Linked DNA regions of Homo sapiens: regions 1, 3 and 4 are each linked to region 2. A link is a contact called in ENCODE Hi-C data. All regions are on one chromosome and are shown on one strand. The core of a region is the stretch at or near the end of the contact, and the rest is flanking DNA. Distances in the headings are between cores, read along the strand shown. Region 1 holds the start of DPP4 (dipeptidyl peptidase 4). Region 2 holds the start of NR4A2 (nuclear receptor subfamily 4 group A member 2). Region 3 overlaps SLC4A10 (solute carrier family 4 member 10). Region 4 holds the start of TBR1 (T-box brain transcription factor 1).

Region 1 (2,700 bases), core at 150-2,649, 5.7 Mb after region 2:
CCAGCTTTATTATTTAGCTCTGCAATACTGCTAAATTGGTCAATTACTTCCCTGCCTCCCCACCCTCCAACTGAATTCTCACCACCCTTGAGGGAAAACAGTCTGGGTTCCCTGTGGAACATCATTTCTCAAAACTGTATTTTGGGGCTTGCTTTCTCATTTTTCCTTTCCATTTCAGATATCCTTACTGCTGTCTTTGGGCTCTTTAAACACTGCCTTTTTTCCTTTTTCGATCACACCCAAAAACTTTTCTCAAAAATTACATGTAAATTTAAAAATTTACAAATTAAATTTAAAATTGAAATTTTAAAAATCCCGACTCTCCCTAATTTCAGGAAGCATGCATTTATTATACATAACAAGACGTGAAAGCCGCAAGAGTTTCAGCCTAAACACTGAAGACCCCGCGAAGTGAATCCAGCTGCTGCTCTACAAGCAGCAACAACAACTGGGAAGCCTTCTCAGCTACACTTCGGGGCACTGGTCCAACCCCACGCAAAATCCCTCGTTTCCCTTAGCGTGGTAAGACGGAGCCTGACCTGAGCTCCAACTGTCCTATCTTTTTCAAATGTTTCAAACTTACTGCCTTTGTTCAGCAGAACCACGGGCACGGTGATGATGGTGACAAGCGCAGCAGCACCCAGCAGTCCCAGAAGAACCTTCCACGGTGTCTGCAAGCCGAGCAGATCAAGTCCAATTAGAGGGAAGCGTGTGGCCCCAGTTTCCGTAGGAGGGTCGGGGCTGCTCCAGAGGCAGCAGGATTTGCAGGTGGGAGTGCGTTAGAAGAGGGAGACCGCGGGCTGGGGGTGGGGGTGGCGTCTGGAGTGCGCCAGTTGGAGTTCTCTAAGGCGGGTGCCCTTGAACTTGTGCCTTCAGAGCACATTAGCGTTGGTTTCTCTACCCCTGCCCGGGTTCGGGCGTGCGTTCTGTGAGTGGCTCTCCGGGACATTCAAAGCTCGACGCCAGGGTCCTAGCAGAAGCCAGGGTCCGAAAGCTAAGCGAGAGCTCTGGGACGTCCCTTCACCTGTCAGAGGGTGGCCTTGGGGCTTCCGCCTAAGGGGAGTCCCTGGTCCGGTTTCGCCAGCTTTTGGGCCATTTGGGGAGTTTGGCGAAGAGGTCCCCACAGCTCGCCCCGGGGACGTACGTGGCGCGGCACTCACCTTCATCGTCGGCGTCTCCTCGGAAGTGAGCGTTCAGAGAAGGAGCGCAGGCAGAAGTCACCGCGGGCGGCGGAGACGCGCGTCCTGCACCGCTGCTCCGGGCGGTGGAGTCACTCGCCGCTGGCAAGTTTCGGCCCCGAGTTAAACATTAGTGAGCGCCGAGCCCGCTGGGTATAAAGGCGCCGCGGGCAGGCTGCAGGGCAGGCGGCGCGGGAGCAGGCGCGCGTGGCGCGGGGCACTGGCATCCCGGCCGGGGGGAGCCCGCGAGGGCCCCCTGAGGGCGGTGTAGGGCGCTGGGCGGCAGCCGGGGCGCAGAGTGCGGGGCCCGGAGGAGCCGTGGGGGAGGGGAAAGGGCGCGCGGCCTCGGATGCGCAGACCCTGGGCCGGCGACTCGGGGACCCTGCTCCCTCTTAGCTAAAAATGACGTCGGCGTTCAGCTCCTCCAACCTCACGTGGACAGGCGAGGGAACCGAGACCCAGAGAGGGCAGGGGACTTTGGCAAACTCACACAGCCCACCGCAGGCAACTGGAACTGAAACCCAGGACTCCGTCTCTTGCCAGTGAAAGTTATGTTAGGAAGCAGTGAGGGGTCTAAAGCAGTATGAAAGGCAAAGAGAAAAGGTGATTGTTCCCTCTTGAATGGCCCTTGGAAGCTGAGTATCTGGATTCACCCTCCCTAGGGAATTTCCCGATTGTCTTGCAGGCTTACACACTCATCAAGATGACAAAAATAATGACAGTAACACTTATGTGGAACTTGACTTTTTCCCAGGTGCTGCTCTAAGCATTTACTGTGTTTGTTTTACAGGAAGGAAGACTGTACACAGAGAATAAATAACTTGGCCAAGCCATTCAGCTAGGAAGTTGTAGATCCTAAATTAAGAGTTCAAGGTCTTAATGGCTACTCTATGCGGCCTCTCATAGTCTTTTCAAGGGTTTTGGAGAAGAATAAAAGATCAGGTATGGCTTCTCCCTCCCCCAGCTCTCTATTGTTCCCTAAAGGATTATTCATTCGTTCATTCATTCCTACATCCTCCCATTTATTCCAGTCATCCACAGATGTTTGAGTGGTTACAATGTGCCAGCCTCCCTTCTAGGTACTGGAGATAAAGTGGGACAAGAGAGGTGAGGTCTGGACCCTTGGCACTTTCACGATAAAATACACAGGTAAACATTTGCCTTTAGGGCCCCCTGTGATTACTTCCACTCTTGCAGATAAGAGGATAAGGCCTCTTCAGCTTGTTCACAGCAGCTGAAAAGCAAAGCCTCTCTGTCAGTAGAGGTAAAAGATTAAGAATGCAGAGTCCGATGGGGCATTACCACATGATTATGAATTAATGCAATTTTCCATCTTTTATTTCCAATCCAGGCATTGCTTTTGAACTCAGTCATCTTTTCCCCCTTGCCCACTAGTTGCTTGTGATACATCAGTATCCTCACTCACCCCCAACTCCAGAGGCTGAAACTAACTCTCCTCCTCCCTCTTCCAACTGCTGAGGAAGATGAGTCAATGGTGTTACTGGACCCTGTGAACTGATGC
Region 2 (2,700 bases), core at 157-2,656:
GTTGAGTGGAAGCATCCGCACTTCTAAAGTGCTTTTGACAGAGCACTGGGATTGGAGCTACAGATAAATTGATGTTCACTTTTCCAGAAAACTTGTCTTTCAGCATCTTTAATGGTCACAAGGCTTAATGGTCACAAGGTGGGAAGAGGGGATCTACTTTTCCAGGAGCTTCTTAGGTCAATTGCAGAGGGGGGACATACTGCTTATATGGTATTGGCACCAATATTAGAAGTGTTTCCCAGCACAGCAAGATGAACACCTTCCCCATAATGCCTTCCACAATCTGCCTTTCTGGAACAAGGCATTCTTGTGTCCTAGCAATTTTCAGATGTTCCCACTTGGAAGACATTCTAGAGCACAGACAATCTTATTACTAATGAAAAAAGAAAGCCAGTATCCTCTCTTTTTATTCTTTCCCCTCCCCCACAATCTTGCTTCATAGTGGTGGTGGGGGTGGGGGGAAGATTACCCAGAAAAAGCAGAAAGGAGACTCGAACCCCACAGCCCTTAGAGATATTCCTGTGTTGGATATTAACCCCCTGGTAGCTCCACAGTTTCATAACTGTACTCTTTACATATTCATATTCTCGCTCTGATACATTCGCAAACCCAAGGACAGCATATGTCAAAACCAGAAATTTCAGGCAACTTAGTAACAGGACACGCTACCAACACCACCCTTACTCAACAATACCCGGGAAACATCGCGCGCTGGCCAGCCGCGGAGACACAGTTCCCAAGCAACGCATAAACTGAAGAACTTCCTCTCCCTGTCAGTTTGTGGGCAGCTTCCCTCGTATACATAGGACTTGGAGTCTCCGTGTTCACAGGCCACAATCAATTCCTCACTAACAGCAAACTTTGCGCACATTTCCGCGGGCTAGTCCTCAGCTCCCAAACTGTGGAGTCTCCCTTCCACGTCCACCAATGAGGAGCCTGGAAACCTCTGTCGAGAGCCAACTCCCCACTAGTGCCAAAGCCGGAGTTCGAACAAATGCCCCCCGGTAACTGCGCGCACGCACTCCCCATCCTTCGGTCCCACTCTCACTAGAAGCCTCTGGCTCCCACTTCCAGAGAACCTGTCCCACACAAGTGGAAAGAAGAGACGTGCAAAAGAAGGAAAAAGCATAAAAGAAGGCGAACTGCATGGGCTGCATCTACTCACTTAGGAGTTCTCCGCGTCTGTCTTCATTCATTCAACTCTGCCGAAGTGCAGTTCCCTCTGGGAGCCCGGGCGCCGGGGTCGGGTAGGGGTGGGAGAGCTGGGCGAAGGGAACCCGGACACCTCACGGAGGGAGGGAGCAGGGACAGGCGGCCGGCTGGACAGGCAAAAGGGACCGCGGAGCCGTGCGCGAGCCGCCGGGCGGACTGGCCCTGGCCGCCAATGTGCCTTTGTTTATGTGGCTTGCGCTGCCGCTGCCAACATGCACCTAAAGTCTCCGCGCGTCAGCGCGCGTCAGCGGCCCGCCGCCCAATCGCCGCGCTGCCGCGCTCCCTGGACTCCTGGCCCGCGCTCGCTTTGGTATATTTCCGACCTGACGTCACGAGCAGGGCCGATTTTAAGGTGGGAACCGCTCTGCGTTCACCTTGGTAGCCAGCTTGGGTGGTTTTTGGTGTTTTTTTTCTTTTCTTTTTTTTTTTCCGAAAGAGGTGTGACCTCTCCCAGGTCTGCGCAGCCCGCAGCGTCGCGACACTTCACTTTCCCCGAAGCCCCTGCGCCCGCGCAGCGGCTCGGCCGCTCACATGTGGGGAGGGTGCAACAAAAGCACCGGCGGAAGGCAAGGCCGGCGTGGCCAGGTAGTACGCACCTGGAGCCGCACGGAATGGGATGTGCCTTGCAGCGCCCTAACCTCTCCCACCCACCTTCGTCACCCCCTTAGCGGAAGAGCGTACAGATGTCCCATGACACGAGACGCTCAGAGGGCTCACGCAGTTCGGGTGGGATTTCCCTACCCGGTTCATCCCCTTTTACTCCCTTTTCCTGTCCCAGGCCTCCTCCTCTTCTGGCATATATTCATTCTAATTATCTCTCTCTCTCACTCTCTCTACCCCACCCCCACCCCCCACACTCCCATCTGAAAGGGAATGGGAGTGGGGGTAGGGCTTATTTTTCTATGTTTCCTTATTTCCATGCAGTGCCCACGTTCGATGGAGGACGTGGTGCTTGCGGGGGGGGGGGAGAGGAAGGGGAGAGGGTAGACAGTGACCGTGACCCAGCTCTTTAGAAACCCCAAAAGTCAGAGTGAAGCGTCGCCCCTTTTCCTTTCGCAGACAATGCAGCCGAGCAGCAGGCAACAGGTGCGCCTTCTGCAGAAAGGTACTCTGATTCCCACCTTCTGCAAACTCTAATACTTTCGATACTCCTCTGTGCCCACCAACTCGTACCCCTTCCACGAGTTTTAAGGGAATAAATCGATCTTCGTTTGAAACACAAGGTCTATCACAGCCTCAATCTTAGAGCCCAGAAAGACTGGACAAGAAAAGCGAAGCGGGTGGGGATTGGGGGCAGCGTCTCCGCAAAGCGTAAGGTGTGAGCCTACAGCCCAGCCAGGAGAGGGGCCCGAGCTGGCTCTGGGAGCGTGTCCCACCCCCGCGGCCGTCCAAGTCGCCGCCGCTTCTGCTTTGCAAGTCATTTCCCCTAGCCACGCCGAGAGCGCAGGGAGCTTTCTAGCAAAGGAAACGCCGCAGCTCCGGAGGGCA
Region 3 (2,868 bases), core at 94-2,593, 5.6 Mb after region 2:
TTAGGCACATAACTCTCATTGTCTCCTCACTATCATCTCTTGCACTTTTATAATTTGGAAAGGATGAGCAGAAAGGAAAGAAAGTACAACTGACTTTAAGAACCTTCTTACTAAGAAAACAAGAAAACAAAATCACAGAGAAAAGACTACCATGACAAATATGCAACAAATACTCAGTGTGTTTCACACTCCAGGCTATAAGAGCTCTCATACTGACTACAAACTGCTTGAAGTTATATAAAACTACCTCTAAAAAAGACTATTATTCTCCTAGAAGAATTGGTAATTTCTGCTCATGGTCATAATAACAAATTTAACTGCTGTATTTATTTTAAAATTACACTTACTAAATTTGATTCTGAAATGTTTGATGCGTATTTTATTTTCAAAAAAGTCAATTTGTAACTTTTATTGATTGCTTATTGTGTGCCAATGATTGTGCTAAAAACTAGAGGAAATACTGAGAAATTATATAAGTTATCTGATCTTAAGAAACATATTAATAGTTTTATTAAGGAGCCTTGAAACCTAATGAGTACAAAAGAAACATTTATTGTTTAACCACTAGAATATAATAGTACCTAACATTTTCTGATTGCTTTCTATTCAACAGATATTATTCCAAATGATTTACAACATCAACTAATTTAATTATCACAACAGCCCAGTGAGGTGCCTTCTACTATCATCATCATCGTTTTTCAGATAGGGAAAAAGAGGCACAAGAGCTTAAGTGATTTATTGGTTGAGCTAGCATTTCATTCCAGGCAGTCTGACTCCAGAACTTATATTCTTAACCACTTTATTATACTGCCTCTCATAAAGCAGTCACTAAAAATTAAAAATAAAAGGTGGAACATAAAATAGGCCATCCCTTTGGCTGCTTCTGAGGCTCTACACTTCGATTCCTGCAGGGTATGGAGGGAGTGCTCTTCCCCATCTTTGATTTCCCTCCTCAGAGAGCACCCTGTCTGTGCAAGAGGGCAGTTTTCACACACCCCATTGCACCTATTTTTCCTCCTTTACATTTCCTACCTGGTCCTAGGAGGCACTTAGTTTGCAACACCTGGAGATCAGTGACAGTGGAGTAGCATAACAGAGGAAATAGAAAACAAAAAACCGTGATTTCTAAGGAGGGGCTTAATTTGTCTAGTGCTGAAACTGAAGCAAATTAGAACAAGATAGCACTATATTAAGGAGAAAATGACTATACAGGGGAGCTTAGGCTCCATGATATTATTTTTTCTAATAGAAGTCACCCAATGAGACAAACGAGGGCAATTGGAAACTGAGTGTTTGTTTAAGAGTTACTCCAGGAGATCTGATATGAAGGGCTTGTTGAGTATCATCAGGAAGTGGTTTCTATTCGCAATCAGGCCACCCTTAGCCCTGTTATTGACACAGTTTCTTTCTCTCTTTCTTTCTTTTTTAAACAGAAAGGTTGTGGGTACCATCTGGACCTATTAATGGTGGCTGTCATGCTCGGTGTATGCTCCATCATGGGCCTGCCATGGTTTGTGGCTGCCACAGTCCTCTCCATCACTCATGTCAATAGCCTAAAACTGGAATCAGAATGCTCAGCTCCAGGAGAACAACCCAAATTTCTCGGCATTCGGGAGCAAAGGGTTACTGGGCTTATGATTTTTATTCTTATGGGTTCATCAGTCTTTATGACCAGTATTCTGAAGGTAACAAAATCTGTCTTTATGAACTTGAGAGAAAGAATACATTTATCATCATTTAAAATTTTCATTTGAATCTGAGCCATAAATTTGCAAATATTGTGTGGCATGTGATGAAAGTGATGAATTTCTGAACCATGTTTATATAATTCTTCATAACCTAAGGGAGGGAAATTACGTCCTATATTTTAAAACCCTTAAATACATAAAAATTTAGTCTGGCAAAGTAAAATTTGATGAGTAAATTATTGTAACAATTTTGAATCGGTGATCAAGCTATGGGAAAAAGTCACTCATTGTTTCTGACTGACTTGTGACCCGAATCCATTACAGGCATTCATAAAGATTCTATTTTCTTGTCAGTGGATAAATATATTAGCAGTTAATATTACTTACTATTAATAAGAGATAGAGGTGAAGGGATGAGCCTGGTTATAGTCACATACGCAGTTTTCCATTTTAAGTGCTCTGTAAAACCACTGTCTGGACATCATCATTGCATATAGTGATTTTTTTTTCACACAAAACTTGAAATCTATTTTTAAGAGGATTAACTAGTAATTATTTTGTCATGTAATTTTGTCAGATATTTCCAAGGTGTGTCAATTGCGCTATAAATTACAACACATTTTATTTGCCTATAATTTGACATTTTAATTAAATTATTTAATGATTTACACTAGTTTACTTGTATTTGATCATTAACACAAGTACCTTTGCAAGAATTAATCTCTGTTATATAAGTAATTATGTTATAGACATAAGATGATGTGAACTATTCCAATAAAAAGAGAAAATCTGAATTATCCATATATTTACAAATACCTGGTATAATACAGGAAACACATCTAAATGTTAGCTTCATTTTTAATCCACCTTTAATCCAAATATCTTATCTTTGTAAAGCAAAATTCAAGTTGTCTCCAAAGTAGCATAATAATAATATTATTGTTCATTATATACTACATGGTTTTTAAAAATAGATTTTGACCTATTAAATAATTATAACAACCCTATTGTTATCATCTCCTTTTAGATATTGGGAAACTAAGGCACAGAGAGCTTAAGTAACTTACCTAAGGTTACACAGCTAAAAATGCTAGAGCTGGAACTTGAATCCTTGTCTTCTGAATCTGTACTATACTGTTTCTATTCAAAAATGCCTTTTTTCCCTGTTTTTTTCTTT
Region 4 (2,700 bases), core at 33-2,532, 5.1 Mb after region 2:
GGGGTCTCTTCGGGCCTCGTGCTATTTATTTGTGCCAACATCTTTTTAAATTGGTTTTTTTCTATTCCTCTTTAGATTCTTTTTCCTTTTAAAAATTATTGGCATGGATGCTTTTTCTCCCCTCCAGATTATATAAACATTAAACACACACACGTACACACACACACACGTTTTCAGTAGCGATTACTGTGTTGACACCACTTCCACTCTGTCTCCCCAGATCAGCGCTTCTGACGAGCCCATTTGCACGGGGACTCGGCCCTCTCTTTTCCTGGCGAGGCTTTTGAACCTGTCGCCAAGCCAGTACCTCAGAGAGAAGGAAATGCAGAGGGACGAGAAGGATGCATGGCGCCTGCCCCCAGTTAGATGTTCTTCAGATAATCTGCAACCAAGTGCGCTGATAAAATATTTAATAAAGAGCCGGTAAACATCACTGCAAATACATTAAGGCATTTCAGCCCGACAGCTTATGATTATTTCAAAACTTAAAAAGGAGATCATAGATTGTCACTGTTTCTGTACTCAACCAAGAAACCGAACCTTCCTGAGGTGGGTGGATTGGTGGGTGAGTTGCTGCTTTTCGCCCCCTCTCCTCCCCCCTTCTGCTTGTCGCTGTGGCTCTCAGCAGCAGGGATTTATTTATTTATGTTTGCAGTTTAAAAGGTGGGGGTGGGGGCGCCGAGGACATGTAGGATCTGCTCACAAAGCACCAGCTCAGGTGTTGTGTGCTTTTGTATTAGCTGGAAAAGACAGACTCTGGAACTTTTACAGGGCGAGAAGAGGCCACCGGCTCGCGCTTTGTATACTTTGCACTTGAAATCGTTACATTCAACTGAATATTTGGCTCATTCAGATCCGAAAAGTCTCCTAGCATCGTCGAATTCCCTCCTCCGCCCCTCCGCTCTAAAGGGGGGAAGGGGGGGAAGGTAGGAAATGTTTAGTAAATTCCACATCTTTGAATCTTCCTAAAGCAGTGGTCACAGAGCTTAAAGGTGACACAACAGTGCTCACGTAAACCAACACACATTCCCCACCCCCCAAGCCAACAATAAAATCATCCCCTTCAATTTGCCATGATCGTCGCTACCAGGAGCCAGGTGATTATCCTAATTAATGTCTATCTAATTAAATTACTGTCAGCAGCTAACCAATGGCAGGAGCCGTTTCATCGGCTGCACAAGCAGCAAGATCAAAAGTGAGCCTTTTCTGATTGCTGCATAGTGTCAATTGGCCAATCTCTTCTCCCAGGGAAAAAAAAAAGTAAATCAAACCTTTGAGAAGCATTTGCTGGTTGAAGTGCTTTCTGTCTAGTGAGGGGGTCTGTGGATTTCTAGTTTATGATAAATAGGACTTTAAAAACCAGGGACGGGAGGGCGAGTGTTCAGGTTCTAGAGCTATGCAGCTGGAGCACTGCCTTTCTCCTTCTATCATGCTCTCCAAGAAATTTCTCAATGTGAGCAGCAGCTACCCACATTCAGGCGGATCCGAGCTTGTCTTGCACGATCATCCCATTATCTCGACCACTGACAACCTGGAGAGAAGTTCACCTTTGAAAAAAATTACCAGGGGGATGACGAATCAGTCAGATACAGACAATTTTCCTGACTCCAAGGACTCACCAGGGGACGTCCAGAGAAGTAAACTCTCTCCTGTCTTGGACGGGGTCTCTGAGCTTCGTCACAGTTTCGATGGCTCTGCTGCAGATCGCTACCTCCTCTCTCAGTCCAGCCAGCCACAGTCTGCGGCCACTGCTCCCAGTGCCATGTTCCCGTACCCCGGCCAGCACGGACCGGCGCACCCCGCCTTCTCCATCGGCAGCCCTAGCCGCTACATGGCCCACCACCCGGTCATCACCAACGGAGCCTACAACAGCCTCCTGTCCAACTCCTCGCCGCAGGGATACCCCACGGCCGGCTACCCCTACCCACAGCAGTACGGCCACTCCTACCAAGGAGCTCCGTTCTACCAGTTCTCCTCCACCCAGCCGGGGCTGGTGCCCGGCAAAGCACAGGTGTACCTGTGCAACAGGCCCCTTTGGCTGAAATTTCACCGGCACCAAACGGAGATGATCATCACCAAACAGGGAAGGTAATACTACATTTTTGGCTGCCGCTGCTCTAGGCGCAGCCGGGGACAAGTGCACCTAGGCTGTGACTGCCGCGGCAGCGACGATTTGGGGTCGGGAGCGGAGTGGAAGGCGCCCTAGAGTTGGCTAGTTTTGGAAAGGGGGAAAGTGGAAGGGATAACCGCCAGGGTGATGTTGGTGGGGGGGACCCCGTTCTAGGAACATAGTGGGAGAGCCAGTCAGTGGCCAGAGGAAGGCAAGAAAAAGGAAGAGCCCTGGCCAGCGGCTGGGCGATGGGAGGGACGCATCAACACTGGCATGCACGGACAGGTGGAGACGCAGGTCGCCAACCTCGCTCTCCACCTGGGCAGTGATAACTGCCACCTTCCCACTCCAGCTCACCCGCCGCTCTCCCTGATTTGGGTTGCACTTCTTTTCTTCTCCCACCACCCTTTTTCTAATCCAGCAAATATTCGCCTATTTGCTGCAAGTACAAGTTTTGCTTTGCTAACTGGCGCCCCGCTTCTTGCATTTAATCTTTAACATTTATGTTTCTTTTTTCCTTGTTTTCTCCCCCCACCCCTTAATTTAAATAGGCGCATGTTTCCTTTTTTAAGTTTTAACATTTCTGGTCT

Evidence for each region. Hi-C counts contacts between places; a loop is a spot of excess contacts on that map. Pooled maps may share reads with other maps.
Region 1: a loop to region 2 is called in a pooled map, with 8 times the contacts of the local background. The contact joins the promoter of DPP4 here to the promoter of NR4A2 in region 2. A Hi-C loop is called at or near these places in 5 of 50 pooled maps.
Region 3: a loop to region 2 is called in a pooled map, with 6 times the contacts of the local background. The contact joins the enhancer-like site here to the promoter of NR4A2 in region 2. A Hi-C loop is called at or near these places in 6 of 50 pooled maps.
Region 4: a pooled map shows a loop between it and region 2 (6-fold over the local background). The contact joins the promoter of TBR1 here to the promoter of NR4A2 in region 2. A Hi-C loop is called at or near these places in 1 of 168 maps with a recorded cell type or tissue (naive thymus-derived CD4-positive, alpha-beta T cell), 1 of 37 single-sample maps with no recorded cell type and 11 of 50 pooled maps.

The regions. Positions count from the first base shown.
Region 1 is chr2:162,072,816-162,075,515 of GRCh38, forward strand. DPP4 (dipeptidyl peptidase 4) reads right to left here and starts at 1,400. Exons shown (of 26, transcript NM_001935.4): 1 at 1,161-1,400; 2 at 584-671. The coding sequence starts at 1,166. DPP4-DT (DPP4 divergent transcript) reads left to right here and starts at 2,042. Exons shown (of 3, transcript NR_147697.1): 1 at 2,042-2,120; 2 at 2,663-2,700. RefSeq lists enhancers at 919-1,118, 1,553-2,250, a silencer at 1,269-1,528 and a promoter at 1,805-2,700.
Region 2 is chr2:156,331,315-156,334,014 of GRCh38, forward strand. It overlaps NR4A2 (nuclear receptor subfamily 4 group A member 2), which reads right to left and starts at 1,407. Exons shown (of 8, transcript NM_006186.4): 1 at 1,166-1,407. RefSeq lists a silencer at 1,159-1,358 and an enhancer at 1,589-1,668.
Region 3 is chr2:161,955,553-161,958,420 of GRCh38, forward strand. It overlaps SLC4A10 (solute carrier family 4 member 10), which reads left to right. Exons shown (of 27, transcript NM_001178015.2): 20 at 1,437-1,688. Among named protein-coding and RNA genes, the nearest start is that of DPP4, 120 kb to the right of the region's middle. Within about 2 kb of position 1,344, at least 3 of the 41 ENCODE cell types and tissues checked have a DNase peak (open chromatin) inside an H3K27ac peak, as active enhancers do.
Region 4 is chr2:161,415,015-161,417,714 of GRCh38, forward strand. TBR1 (T-box brain transcription factor 1) reads left to right here and starts at 1,283. Exons shown (of 6, transcript NM_006593.4): 1 at 1,283-2,088; 2 at 2,662-2,700. The coding sequence starts at 1,397. RefSeq lists an enhancer at 1,409-2,031.